Regions from separate parts of the Homo sapiens genome. Here region 2 is linked to region 1. Evidence: chromatin contacts called from ENCODE Hi-C or POLR2A ChIA-PET data. All regions are on one chromosome and are shown on one strand. Each heading gives the region's core, a stretch centred on a gene start or an enhancer-like site at or near the end of the contact. The rest is flanking DNA. Distances are from core to core; before and after follow the strand shown. Region 1 has its middle 42 kb from the start of MIR1265. Region 2 holds the start of FRMD4A (FERM domain containing 4A).

What was found. Hi-C counts contacts between places; a loop is a spot of excess contacts on that map. ChIA-PET counts read pairs that join two places held with the same protein, here RNA polymerase II (POLR2A). Pooled maps may share reads with other maps.
Region 2: a loop to region 1 is called in a map of aorta, with 2.3 times the contacts of the local background. The contact joins the promoter of FRMD4A here to the enhancer-like site in region 1. A Hi-C loop is called at or near these places in 1 of 168 maps with a recorded cell type or tissue (aorta) and 4 of 50 pooled maps. POLR2A ChIA-PET finds 5 or more read pairs at or near these places in 3 of 52 experiments (H1, OCI-LY7 and naive thymus-derived CD4-positive, alpha-beta T cell).

Annotation. Positions count from the first base shown.
Region 1 is chr10:14,476,936-14,479,635 of GRCh38, forward strand. No RefSeq gene overlaps it. Among named protein-coding and RNA genes, the nearest start is that of MIR1265, 42 kb to the left of the region's middle. Within about 2 kb of position 1,441, at least 2 of the 41 ENCODE cell types and tissues checked have a DNase peak (open chromatin) inside an H3K27ac peak, as active enhancers do.
Region 2 is chr10:14,329,478-14,332,177 of GRCh38, forward strand. It overlaps FRMD4A (FERM domain containing 4A), which reads right to left and starts at 1,447. Exons shown (of 25, transcript NM_018027.5): 1 at 1,120-1,447; 2 at 581-706. The coding sequence starts at 625.

The DNA of each region.
Region 1 (2,700 bases), core at 191-2,690:
AGGAGGAAATGTGGCCGTCATCATTCAGCCTCATGACTGTAAAACCCATTCAAAAGCTCTCAGTGAGGGTCCTAAAATGTGTGTGATGTCATCTCTTTCTCTGTGTAATCCACTTTGGAATGAGCTGAGGCACCTGTAAGGAATGTTGAATTGCACTGATAACTTGTACAGTTGTAAGCCACTTCCAAACTAGGTTCAAACTCGCTATGAGAAGACAGGGCCAGGTGCAGTGGCTCATGCTTATAATCCCAGCACTTTTGGAGGCTAAGGTGGGAGCATCACTTGAGCTAAGGAGTTCAAGACCAGCCTGGGAAACATAGTGAGGCCCCATCTCTACAAAAAATTTAAAAATCAGCTGGGTGTGGCATGGGGCATGTGCCAGCTACTTGGGAGGCTGAGATGGGAGGACTGCTTGGCCTGGGCGACAGAGTGAGATGCCTTCTCAGAAAAAAAGAAAAAGAAAAACAAAAAAAGAAGACAGCATTTGTTGACCAAGCATCTGGTCCTCACATTTTCTTTGCTACACACAGTTTATGCCGAGTGCAAAGCCACAGGATTTGGCAAAAATCCTAAAGGACGTAGCCATTGGATATGAGAAAAGAAACTTTGGTTGGGTTAGTCAGGGGATATCCTCGTCCTGAATTTGAGAAGGCTCTAACCCAAGGAGCTCCAGACAGGAAACTGGAAGACAAACAAAGGGAGAATGGAGACTTTGGGAACACCCCGTACCACTCTTAAACCTGGGCAGACAGGGCCCTACCCTCAGCCCTTAACTGTTCCTTCTCCCCCCATGACAGTCCTCATGGAGAGAGGCGTTCCCAAGGCCAAGGGAATACCCCAATCTCCAAGCTCATGCCTCTGCTTCTAGCCCCTGGAATGCTCTGATTAAATTGTCTGGTGAATCCCCCCAGGGCTGCCACTGCCCTCATCTCCATTCTGTGGTCTGCAGAGTGGCCCGAGCTATCTAAGTGCACCACGGATGAAGAGTAACCAGGGGCAGGTGTGTGCAGGGGAAGGGAGGGGATGGAGGCCCCTGTGATGCGGACGGTGGAGAGACAGGCCATGTTCTGAGCTCTGCCATGCCTCTTCTAGGAGTTCACGAACGATGAAGCCTTTAGCCACAAGGAGGCCATGGGAGAACCCGCCCCATTTCTCTCCCCTTCTTCCCTACTCCATCACCCGCAAGACAACAGACTGAAACTTTATGTTCTCATTTCATCCTTCTATTCTTTACTGTCTAACACAAGTGAAATGTTCTGTGTCTCATTTCAAAAGCAAACTTTACTCTTTTCCTGTGTCCCTGGACTGATTTCTTTTCTTGCCAGTTATTGACCCTTGGTGGAAAACATAGCACACCCCACCGAGTCTCTCGTCTCTTTTACTGGCTAGTTGCGTGTGAATAATGAAAGGTGCTTCATGGCTGGGAGGAGCCCTGTCCCTGGAGGGGTGAAGCCGGACCCGGATAAGTCACAGCTGAGCCACAGCAACTTGAGTAACCCTCGAGTTTGTATTCCCATATCCCTCATGACCCTCGGAGGGACAGGGGGACTCCATAACTTGCTCATATTCTGCAGATATTGCAGAGTAAAGCCAGTAACCCAACCCAGATTGCTTCCCAGATGGGAATAAGAGAAAAAGATTTGAATAAAATCACATGGCTAATTCAAGAACCAGATCGAAATAGAATAAAATTAAACTGGAACTAGGATTCAGGAGAAGAAAATAGTACTTTTTGTGTGTCTGTGCCAGAGCCTCAGCAGGGCAGGCTTGAGGTATGAGATTTAATTTGCAAAGCCACAAAGAATCCGCTAGTTCAAATTTCCTCCACTCCTCACTTTTTGTTCCAAGTCAGAAGCCACCAAAGCTGGCAGCCATCCCCAGGCAGGTCCACTGGATGCTATGGAGAGAGGGACCTCTAGTGTTGAGATACTTTTCTGTCATCCAGCAGCACGATCTGCTCTGGTCATTTTCTATTTATCTGTGATTTTTACAACACTGTTCCTCTGAGAAAAACCTCTATTTAAATGCCTAAAAGGAGAAGTTTTCTTTCACTTTTGAGAAAACTTTAAGAAATATAGGAATGGCAACATATAGGCTGTAACAAGATTAAGGAAAGTCTTAAGTAACCAAAAAATATGTGTTAAGCGTGTGGTAGCGTGTGCCTGTAGTCCCAGCTACTCAGGAGGCTGAGTCAGGACGATCACTTGAGGAGGAGATTTCGAGGCTGGAATGAGCTGTGATCACACCACTGCACTCCACTCTGCTCTGGGTGAAAGACAGGCCCCATCTCAAAAAAAAAAAAAAAAAGAAAGAAAGAAAAGAAAAAAAAAGAGGTGGGGAGCCTATTAAATCTTCAACCCTGGAATAGGTGCTGTATTAGTCTGTTTTCACACTGCTATAAAGATACTATCCAAGAGTGGATAATTTATAAAGGAAAGAGGTTTAATTGACTCTCAGTTCCACCTGGCTGAGGAGGCCTCAGGAATCCTACAGTCATGGCAGAAGGTGAAGGAGAAGCAAGCACCTTCTTTACATGGAGGCAGGAGAGAGAAGTGCAAGCAGAGAAACAACAGACACTTATAAAAAACCATCAGATCTTGGCCAGGTGTGGCGGCTCATGCCTGTAATCCCAGCACTTTCGGAGGTCGAGGTGGGCAGATCACTTGAGGTAAGGAGTTCAAGACCAGCCTGGCCAACATG
Region 2 (2,700 bases), core at 197-2,696, 150 kb before region 1:
CAGATAAATGCCTGGACAAGTCCTGCCAAGGTTGGCCATCAATGGTAGATAGGAAACAAGCTGCTCCCAACTCAGTAGCCCAAGCATCACTGAAGCCACAGTGAACCTCCTCCACCACCTCTACAGGAAAGTATGAGCAGATATATGGGCGCCTAGAAAGAAGACCCCATTCTGTCACCCCATGGGCAACAGATTCCACAGTTGCCCTGAGAAGATATCCAAAAACAAACACAATCAGCTCAATTTAGATGCAAAAGACAAGGGGGAAAGGATGCTGGGAGCTGGAGGAGGCATCCTAGCAATCTATTTCGAGGGGCTCTTAGCACCTGTTTGCAAGCACAGCTCTCAAAATAGCATTCAGCAACAAGTTTCTGAAATGGCAAATCTACAGCTTCTTTTCCCTGCAAGTGCTTTGTCATGCTGATACTCTGACCCAAGAAAGCATTTCCAAAGAGCCTGCGGGATAAAGCGGAGCAATGTTGAACATGTCTGCAGCCACTGCAGCGGCAGCAGCAGCCCACGGTGCAGGGGAGGCTGGAGTGGACGCTGCCCGGGCCCCACCTCCTGTCTGAACACTCACCATCAGCAGGCCGAGAGCTGAGTCGGGCACCAGCTGCACTGCCATGGTCTCCGATTCCCATGCACGAATCCTGCTGCCGAGTCAGTCCTCCTGGGCCCCGGGTGGCTACAGAGCATCCAAAAGCACCTGCAGAAAAAGCAGCCAAAATCCAGACTTAGGGAGCAAAAGGCTCAAGGGGAAGATAGGCCACCTTTCACACAGGGTGGGGAGGAGGTCAGGGAAGACAGGGTGGGAACTGTGCTTAGGGAGGAAAAAAAAAAAAAGAAGAAGGAAAATAGGAAGCTGCAGGTTATTTAAAAGTGAGCCCTCCCTAGCTTCGCAAAGCGGCACAGACAGGGAGACCGCATCAAACACAAACGTGAAAGCTTAGAACACGGAATGTTTAACTGCTACCTTCGCCCTGGCAGCAATTCTTCCTTTAACTGACAATTAAAATAAAACATTCCCTATTGCAGATAAATCAAGCAGCCCGAGCCACCCCCTCTCTCTGCATCTCTCAGCAATTCTGCTGCATAAACATGCTGAATGTCACAACATACCGCTCGCAATCTGGTCAGTGTCTTCTTTGCTGCAGATAGGTGTGTCCCTTTTTGCAAAATCAGATATCTGGGAGTGAGACAGCCGAGTCTGACCATGAGGCACCAGGCAGTCACTGGAGATCAGCAAATGCCCTTACCATCCCCGAGGAGGAAGTCACTTAGGAACTGACCCTTCCACCTTCCCCAGATCTACTTTTCCTCTCCAAGTAGACTGGCCAGCTCAGCTCCCGGTAGGGCTAACATACTTAAGAGGAACATGGAATTGCACTGCCTGTTCTGTGAGCGTTCTGATCTCCCTGGCTGTACCACATGTACGCCGCATACAGACACACTCTACCTCTCTCTCCCTCCCTTCCTCCCGCCCTTCCTCCCTCCCATCCCTTCCCTCCCATCTCTCCACAGGGCTGCCTGTTAGGAATTTTGAAGGAGCCTCCCTAGTTCAGGGAGGCATAGGAGGTGAATTTGTCACAAGGGACACTGCTTAACAGGAAAAGGCAAGTTAGCCTTGAAAATCATATCATGCAGCATTTTCCCCGGAAGATGTCAATGAAGGGAGAAAGAAAAAACCTGCCGAATCTTGTTATATAATGGGTAGCTCAAAGGGCTTTCCAGAGTCAAAGACTTAAGAAAATTAGATATCTTTTCATGAGCACTGTCAAGCTTGTATCTTCTTCTGGAGTCCATGTATTCAACTAAAAATGGTTATTCCTGATACTTCTAGTATGTCCTTTTCTGATTTCTTCCTTTACTCACCTCCTGTAATGGCTCCAAAAAATCCTGAAAATTAACTAGACAGTGTGAAATGTAGAAACATAGAGAACAGTTTTCGAAATAAGAAACTAGGGGGAAGAAATTAATGACCTTTCATGTTCCTGTGCACGAGCATAGCTACTGTTCCTTTATTACTTATACTTTTAAAACTATTGATTTGGGCCAGGTATGGGAGCTCACACCTGCATTCCCAGCACTTCTGGGGGTTGAGGCAGGAAGATAGCTTGAGACCCAAAATTCAGGGTGAGCCTAGGCAACATAGCAAGACTTCATCTCTACAAAAAAAAAAAAAAAAAAGAAAAATAGAAATAAAAGAATTAGCCAAGCATGGTAGTGTGTGCCTAGAGTCTCAGCTACTTGGGAGGCTGAGGTGGGAGGATCAGTTCAGTCCAGGAGTTTAAGGCTGAAGGGAGCTATGACTGCACTCCTGCAATCCAGCCTGGGGGACAGAGCAAGACTCTGTCTCTAAAAAAATTTAAAAATAAAAAGTATTTGCTCATCACAGTGCTTAGCACAGAGTAAGTACTAAAATATATTCAATAAATGAGTGAAGGCTGGGTGCAATGGCTCACGCCTGTAGCCCCAGTACTTTGGGAGGCTGACGTGGGCAGATCACCTATGGTCAAGAGTTCAAGACCAGCCTGGTCAAGAGTTCAAGACCAGCCTGGTCAACATGGCAAAACCCTGTTCTATGAAAAACACAAAAATTAGCCGGGTGCGGTGGGCACCCGTGTTCCTAGATACTTGGGATACTGAGACAGGAGAATCGTTTGAACCTGGGAGGTAGAGGTTGCACTGTGGTGAGATCGC